Regions from separate parts of the Homo sapiens genome. Here region 2 is linked to region 1. Evidence: chromatin contacts called from ENCODE Hi-C or POLR2A ChIA-PET data. All regions are on one chromosome and are shown on one strand. Each heading gives the region's core, a stretch centred on a gene start or an enhancer-like site at or near the end of the contact. The rest is flanking DNA. Distances are from core to core; before and after follow the strand shown.

The links. Hi-C counts contacts between places; a loop is a spot of excess contacts on that map. ChIA-PET counts read pairs that join two places held with the same protein, here RNA polymerase II (POLR2A). Pooled maps may share reads with other maps.
Region 2: a map of heart right ventricle shows a loop between it and region 1 (2.0-fold over the local background). The contact joins two enhancer-like sites. A Hi-C loop is called at or near these places in 6 of 168 maps with a recorded cell type or tissue (Calu3, Right ventricle myocardium inferior, heart left ventricle and 3 more) and 12 of 50 pooled maps. POLR2A ChIA-PET finds 5 or more read pairs at or near these places in 4 of 52 experiments (AG04450, CD4-positive, alpha-beta T cell, activated CD4-positive, alpha-beta memory T cell and 1 more).

The regions. Positions count from the first base shown.
Region 1 is chr17:77,539,205-77,543,439 of GRCh38, forward strand. No RefSeq gene overlaps it. Among named protein-coding and RNA genes, the nearest start is that of MIR4316, 140 kb to the left of the region's middle. Within about 2 kb of position 2,986, at least 5 of the 41 ENCODE cell types and tissues checked have a DNase peak (open chromatin) inside an H3K27ac peak, as active enhancers do; they include heart right ventricle, where a contact is called at or near this core.
Region 2 is chr17:77,673,933-77,678,167 of GRCh38, forward strand. It overlaps LOC107985079 (a long non-coding RNA gene), which reads left to right. Exons shown (of 2, transcript XR_001753032.2): 2 at 3,371-4,235. Among named protein-coding and RNA genes, the nearest start is that of LINC01987, 53 kb to the right of the region's middle. Within about 2 kb of position 2,424, at least 2 of the 41 ENCODE cell types and tissues checked have a DNase peak (open chromatin) inside an H3K27ac peak, as active enhancers do; they include heart right ventricle, where a contact is called at or near this core.

The DNA.
Region 1 (4,235 bases), core at 1,736-4,235:
CATCCTGGCTAACACGGTGAAACCTTGTCTCTACTGAAAATACAAAAAATTAGCCAGGCATGGTGGCGGGTGCCTGTATTCCCAGCTACTTGGGAGGCTGAGGCAGGAGAATGGCATGAACCCCAGAGGCAGAGCTTGCAGTGAGCCGAGATTGCGCCACTGCACTCCAGCCTGGGCGACAGAGCGAGACTCCGTCTCAAAAAACAAAACAAAACAAAAAATAAAATGTATCTCTTGGAGATGACACATAGCTGGATCTTGCAGTGTTATTCAGCCAGATTATCTCTGCCTTTTAAGTGGGATGTTCAGTGCATTTCTGTTAAGCGTGATTATAGATGTAGCTGGATTTAGATCTGCCATTATGACATTTGTTCTCTTTTTGTCCCTTCTGTTTTTTTTGTTTTGTTTTGTTTCCCTGTTTCTCTTTTCCTGACTTCTTTTAGGTTAATCATATTTTTTGGTATCCCCATTTTAATTAGTTTATTGGCATTTTAGCTGTACTTTTGCATTTTTAATAGCGGCTAACTTAGGGATTATAATATGTGATACTGTGATATAATAAACAATATATATTTGGACTTTGTTCCTGGTAGAAGAGCTTCTAAAACTTTTAGAGTTTCCTGAATGATAGGGGTGAGAGTCTTGTTAGCCTTAATAAGCCCCTTTCAACCATACCTGAGTTTCTGCTTAGGAGGTGAATCTTGGTGGGCCCCTCCTAGGTAGCAAGACAGGGTCTTGCCCTGTCCACCAAGCTGGAGTGCCGTGGTACAGTCTTGGCTCACTGCAGCCTCAACCTCCCAGGCTCAAGCAATTCTCCCGCCTCAGCCTCCAGAGTAGCTGGGACCACAGGTACATGCCACCATGCCCGGCTAATTTTAAAAAATATTTTTGTAGAGATGGGGGTCTGACTATGTTGCCCATGCTGGTCTTGAACTCCTGCCTCAAATGATCCTCCTGCCTTGGCCTCTCAAAGTGTTGGGATTACGAGCCCCCACACCCAGCCTCAAAGGTGTTTAAAGAACATCTACTTTGTGCTCAGTTTCCTCACTCCTCCATGGAAAGCCTGCAGTGGCTCTCCTTTGCCCTCAGGATACAGCCTGACTCCTTAATCTGGCTTGAAGGCTCATCCTTACCTGCAGGGCCAGGGCGGCTCCTCTCTTGCCCCTTCTGTTGTGTATTTTGCGCTCCAGTTTCTCCGAAGCACCAGGCTGGCTTTGCCATGAGCCATGTCCAATGGCTCCTTCCACCCGGACCCCTGTCCCCACTGCCATCAGCTGACTTTCCCTGTGGCACTCTGCTGACCTTTATTCACATCCTCAACACACCTGCCACCTTCTAGGTGTGGCACTTCCTGCTCCTCCAGATGGGCTTAAGTGGGCACAGCCAGAGCTCCCATGCCTCATCCTGGCAGTGACAACGTGTGGCACCTAAGGGAAGCCCTGACCCCAGTCCTGCCACCGCCTTGTTCTGGTGGGCTCTGTGAGGATGCACTGGATGAATTCACTAGTGCAGCAGTGCTTCGCCTTCCAGAGGGACCGTCGGAGCCAGCCCCGCGTTGCAGGGACCTGACGACCCTGAGGTCCAGCCTTCCCCGATGCCCAGCCCAGCTCAGTCCACTGTGTCCTCTTTGGCCTCTTCCCATCCTGGTTTCTCAGTCGTTCTCAGCCAAGCCACAGGACTGGAAGCTTTGTCGCTTTCTATAAGGACTTGCCTGTCAGGGGGAGTTAGTTCGAAAGGAACGGGGAGTGAAGACTCAATGTGAATTTCAGGTAAAAATCTCCGGGTCTGAGGAGACTGGGTCTGACAGCCAGTGCTGGCCTCGGGGACCCTGATGGAGACGTTCACACAGGTGCCCAACTGCAGGACGACCCTGCCGAGGAGGCACCTGCTGGGGCCAATTAGAATTCCTCGTTCTGGGCTGGGTTAATTTGCATAAACTCTGAGCCCCCAGGAAAAATCTTCCGCGAGGCCTCTTCCTCTTTGTTAATTGAAAAAGGCTCTTTGTCTGTCTTCAGCTGTCAGCTCACATGCGGCCTCCCCAGGCAAGCCTTTCCCAGCTCCTCAGACCAGGCAGGTCGCCCCTGCGGTCTCCGCGTCTCCTCCCCACACCTCAGCTCACCCACTCGGAATTATCTGTGAGTTTCCTTCCAGCTTCAGCGCCACAAGGACAGGGACCTTGTCTCTTCCTGTGGTGGTTGTTTCTATCATCACTAAATCCATACCTAGTGCACTAGCGCACGGTAGAGGTTGTTTGCTCAATGAATGAATGCATTTCCTTGTAGGACCCCCGGCTGCCCCGAGTGAGCCACACTCCTTACAAAGACCAGGCAACTACGTTGAAGAAATGTTGATATTTATCAAGAAACACTCTTCCAACCATTTTTAATTTTTTTTGGACGTTAAAGTATTTATTGGGTCGGGTGTGGTGGTTCACGCCTGTAATTCCAGCACTTGGGGAGGCCGAGGCGGGCGGATCACTTGAGATCAGGAGTTTGAGACCAGCCTGGCCAACATGGTGAAACCCTGTCTCTACTAAAAATACAAAAATTAGCCGGGCATGGTGGCTCGTGCCTGTAGTCCCAACTACTTGGGAGGCTGAGGGGGAGAATCGCTTGAACCCGGGAAGGGGAGGTTGCAGTGAGCCGAGATTGAGCCACTGCACTCCAGCCTGGGCGACAGAGCAAGACTCTGTCTCAAAATAAGATAAAATAAGATGTATTAGACAAAAACTGAGAGTTCTTACTTTAAATTGATTTGGAATTTTGGGTACACTTATATATTTTTTTCTAAAATAAATTGAAAGTGAATCATAGGAGAAATATTACTTTATATAAATATTATTAACTTGTTTTAAGTACTTATTAAAAACAACAACAACAAAGGCCAGGCATGGCCCCTTCCACAGAGAGCTGGTCAGCCAGCATTTTCTGCAGCTCTTACCCCAGCTGCCTCTCTTCTGGTTTCTGAGCCTCCCCACCCCCACTTAAGGAGCTTACAGCTGAGCAGGAGAGATAAGATGTTAAGTGCGTGGAAAGATTATTTTTTATTTTTGGAAAGTTGAACATTTTAAGCCAACATCCCATGAGGCTGTGGGATTAGGCTGGAGGTAGAACTTGCTTATCCCATTTGGAATTGCTGAAGCTTCCCAGAAAGGCTTACTTCTTCCTCTTTTTTTTATTTCTAAAATTCTGCAGAAATTCTTCCATGCCCAGGCTAGCCTTGGGAGAAGAGTGGATGTCAAGATGTCAATGATGTATTGGAACGATGGGTGGGAAAGAGAGCCAGGGGGAGCTTTTAAGATAACATCAGAGGAATTGGCTTTCAAGGGCGTGGTGGACGATTTTGAGGACTGGCTAATGCATTTGATCAGAAGACGGGTGGTGATGGGCTGTGTTCCTATCCTGGCTCCCGTTTCTAAAAACAGCAGGCACTCAACCAGCCCTCAGGTGTCCCCTTTGTCCCAGGAAGCTTGGCAGAAGGAGCCAGGACGTCTCCAGAGGAGCAGATGGCCCTCAAAGCTGGAGGACCATCAAGAAAGAGCCTCCCTGGTGAGGAGAAACTTAGGTTACTGATATGGGAACTCAAAAACTCTCACTTCTGTGTACCCAGGAGTTCCTATTCATCTCCCCAGGAATCTTAAGTATCTGAAGGACCCGGGGCAGTTGCACAGAGTGGCCATCGGGTGTCAGTGTGGAATTAGAAGCCCTGCCTGCGTTCCTTCGCTCAGCTGCTTGGCTTTGAGTTAGATGCTCCTGGAAGCTGGGCCCGCAGCCCCATGCAGGCTGGGAACGGGGATGGAGCCGTGAGGATTCTCCCTTAATTTAATGGCCCCGTCCACTGAGCTGAGAACATGGCTGTGATCCTCAGCTTGGGCAGTTCCTATTGTATTGAGGCTTTGGAGTGCTTATGAGCTGGGCTGAGTCACGCTGATAAAAAGTTAATTTCTATTTGCTGTGGCTCAGTAATTGGATGAACATGAAAGCAATTAAATATTAAAACATACAAACAAATAACTAAGTCACTGTAATTAGCCAAAGTTTGATCACTGTCATATTTATTTAGGAAGAGGTGATATGTCTCAGCAGGTGACATTTTAAATACCCCGGGCCTCTCTGGTGTTGTCTTTGGAGAATGCTGAATAATGTACAGAGAATTTAATTAAACCCTGTTGTAAATCAGCCATGATGACAGGGAAATGACAGCCACATGTTGAAATGAGAATTAGTCCACAGCAA
Region 2 (4,235 bases), core at 1,174-3,673, 130 kb after region 1:
TATCTATCTATATATCTCCTATTGATTCTGTTTCTCTGGAGAACCCTGACTAATGTGAGGCAACTATTGGGAGTGGTTTGGGGCTGCAGAAATCTGTGAATCTGAAGCCAGTCAACCAGATGGAGTCTGGAGAGGCCGAGCCCTCAGCGCCAGGGCCCTCTCCCACACTCCAGCTCCGCATTTGGAGCCAAGGCCCTTCATCTGCTAAATGCAAACCCAAAGTGAAGGGCCCCCGGGACCCAGGATTATGGACACTCAAAACTAATGCCAAATAAACAAGGCAAAATTATTTGTAATTACTCCTAAAGTCATTTACTTGTATCAGTAATTGACCTGTGCATTCTTTAATCTTTAATGCGCTTTTAAAATTCAGCCTCAGGGAGTCATCTTGCTTATTGACATTTGTCCTGGTGAGGACTCTGGAGGCATGAGGCTTTGGTTAAGATGTCTTAAAAAGAAATAACCAATTTAGGAAGCCATGACTTTCACACATCAGGGTAAGGAGGCACAGGGAGAGGGGCTGTAGCTGCCTGTGTTTTCCCTGGTCAGGACAACAATGGTAGTGACGACGATGATGATGATGGTGACGACGATGATGATGATGGTGACGACGATGATGATGATGATGGTGACGACGATGATGATGATGATGATGACGATGATGACGATGATGATGATGATGATGATGGCGGCACTAAGATTTATTGAAGAATCTGTATGACTTCAATTAATCCTCTTAAGGAAGCTTTAGAATAGGTGCTATTATGAGCTTCATTTTACTGGAGGAGACTATGGCATGGAGAAGCTACATACATTTCCTTAAGATACGCTTTGATTAGATACTGAAGGCAAACTCGACCTCACATCTGCAGAAGCCTCAAACCTTCATCCTACTGCCCCTGATAGGGTGGCCAACAACCACTGCCTTGCAAAGCGGCCGACTGAGGATGCCATACCTGCAGGTCACCTTGGGAAATTACCTGTCTCATCTGTGGTTTTCTTGTCTGCGGAATGGGCATCGTTTTTCACACGTTATTGCAGGTGGTGAGGACTACATGAGATTACACGAACGCGGCTGCTTTACAGACACAGCTCTCTTAGCTTCCTTCCATGCAAGACTGGAGCAAAGGATCTGAGCTGGGTGCAGATGGGGTTTTTCCCCCTCATCTTCTGAAGATGGAAATGTGGACAGACACTTTGCTAACTCTTTATTTTACCCCTTTGAGTGCTGCCAAAGCCAGTGTTTAGCATTGCGAAAGAAACCACACGGGGCTAGTTTGCTGCGGGAGTTATAAATCTCTCTTGGAACAGATTTGAAAACTGGTGACACAGAACAATTGCCCCTGGGGTCAGCAGCTGGGCCATTTGGGGGCCAGACACCACCTTTAGGATTCCCGGTGACGCCTCCCCTCCCATCCTGGTTCCAGGTTCTGCCACCAAGGGCAGGAGAATGCTGAGGAGCATTTCTGGAACCTCTAGACTTCCGACTCCCCCGCTCTGAAGGTGCACTTTGAGGAGGGCTGGACAGTGGAGGCTCCACCTAAGTGGTCCTCTGAGGCCTGAGGTCGGGTGAATTCTGGAGTCTCCAGACCTTACCCAAGAGCCCCTGTCTGTCCTCTTTCCCCATTAGTGTCCCCAGCGGGCCTTCCTGTCCACTGCCGCGGCTCCGTGGAGACCCACCCGGCCATCTCCAACCACATTGCTCCTGCTCCAACCCCAAAGCCCAAGCCCTCCTCCCCTCCCAGCCATGGGTGCTGACACCCCCACACTGTTCCTTCTAGCCTGAACCCTGGCACTTGCCTTTCTTTGGGGCCTCAGCTCTAATCAGGTGCAAGCTTTGCTAATCCTTCCTATGAGTGACCTCTTGTGCTCCTCCTCCCTCCTTCCTCCCTCCTCCATCTGAGATTCTGCATCAGCTCCATCCTAATCTCTAACTGGCCTCTGGATGAAGGAGCCCAGGTGAGCCCCTCCATTTGCTGACCTCCCCCTCCCCGCTGTGGGCCCTGCAACCTCCTTGAGCTGGTCCCCACCCACCCACATCTTCTTCTTCACACTCCCCAGCACTCAGCACACCCCAGCCAAAGCCACGTTGTCACTAAGCCAGACCATGTCACACCCAGCCCAGGCTCCTGCCTTTTGGGTGTAATTTCACAGTTGACATCCTCTGCTTTATTTCGAGCCGAGCTGAGCTTTATTTCGAGCTGAGCTGCCCCTTCAGCTCTCAGCCAGTTTCCTGCATTTGCAGCCCTGGCTTCTGGGTACCTCACCAACCTGCCACACTCCCTGGGCCGTCCGCAAGAACCCAGCCCCGTGCCCCCTTCCTGGAATTCCTCAGGAGCATGGAGTCTGTTTCACATCGGCCACTTTCTGGCGTGTCTTAGACCAGCCGCCTGATTCCCTTTCCCGGACGGCGAGCGCCAGGAATGTGCCATCCGCATTCCACTTTATCTTGTATCTCCCTGGGCTCCCAGCCCCGCGCCGGGCGAAGAGCCGGCACTCAATCAACGCCTGCCTAATGAATTGGCTGAATAAATTAATTTGGGGTTCATTTTCCCGGCCCCCTGCTTGGATGGGGAGGCTGCCTCCCTGACCTGTGGGGTGAGGCCCCTGAGGGCGGGACAGGACTGTGCACTGCCTAGTACATTAAACCGGGTCTCAGATTCCATTAAATCGAGGGGGAGGGAGTGCCTGCCGAGGAGGCTCACCCCAGAGGCCCTGCACGCGGCTCGGGCTGTTTAAGGAGGTTAAAACGAGAGGAGAAGGCTCTACAGCTAATTGTCCTTGTGCGTTAATCACAGTGTGCTGCGGGGGCGCCTGTTAGAATGTGTTAATTTGGTAATTACCGAGGAGGGGGAGGCTGCTCTGTAACCCTCGGCCTTTGTCATTATTTTTTAACTGAAATATGAAATGGAAATGGAAAGAGTGAGAAATTCCAGCCAGGATTTAAACCCAGATAGTGGAAATTCCCATCAGTTCACGTCCTCCTCTGCCGCTGCTGGAATGCCCCACGCAGGTGTCTCGTCTTCGTTTCTGCCCAGCCTAGATGTCTTTGCCCCCTTTTGAGCTTCCGGGTCCCAACACTGAGAGGGGCTCTGTCACCTTCTGTTTCTTGGAGAGACAGGAATGGCGGCCACACTTTATGACAGATATCATAATAGCCCAAAGATTCCAGACCCCGGGGCTCAAGCCCTCCTCCTTGCAGGTCTGGCCTGTATCCCCCACGGCCTTCGTTAATGGGCTGGGGGCTCCCCACTCCCCCAGATGGAATCTTCTCATCTCCCTGCTCAGGCAAGGCTTCTTTTTGCCTGTTGCACTAACTATGGTCCTTGATTTCATCTCTCTCCTCCCTGTTTCCCCACCCCAATCACAGCTCAGATACCAAGTATGCTGGGAACAACCAAGACCCAGGGGGCCGCTTGCTGCTAGCTTATTGTTTGCGGAGTCTTAAATGTGCATAACAGCTGTGCACAGTGTTGCAGAGCCATGCACGAAGCGGACATTGCAACCAACCAGGACTGGGAATTCCATCTTCTCTGCTTTCAAGAGCTCAGGCCTGATTGGTGGTCCTACCTCCCAACTATCTCTGGAATCTCTGCTTTTCTCCTAATTCCATTGCTGCAAAGAGTCTAGATGAAGACTTTGAACTTTTGCCTGGACACCTCCAGTATCCTGATGAAGTCGTTCCCTTCAGCCAGGCTCTGTTTCCTCTGAGCCTGGGTGGAAACAAACAGAGCCTGGTCACCCAAGGACATGAGTATTGGGAACACGGACTCGGATGAAAATCCCAAAAAAAGCCAAAGTCCTCCCAGCGGCCCTCATCCTCAGTGATCAGGCCCCGTTGCTGCTCGGACCTCTCTCTCTCTGCTCCGGCCCCGCTGCCTGCTCTGCTGCACTGGGCTTGTGGGGCTGGGGTGGCTCTGGACACTGGGATATTTTTATTTAACTCCCAAGGCAATTCTAACGTGCAGCCGGGTGGACAGCCAGGATCTCCAGGAGAAGTTCACGTCCTTCTCTGCCGCATCTCTAACCCGGCCTGGGTCTATGGCCCCGGCTCCTCTCCCTCCCCTCCCCATCTTCTTCTCTCCTCCCAGCCCCCCACGCTTAAATCACATCAAACCTCAGCCCGTTCTCTTTTCACCCCTCTGTGCCTTTGCACTTGCAATCGTTCCTGCAGAAAAGAACCTCTGTTAATGTTTTGGGATTTCCTCCAGTCTGGGCAGCCTCCCGTCATCTCC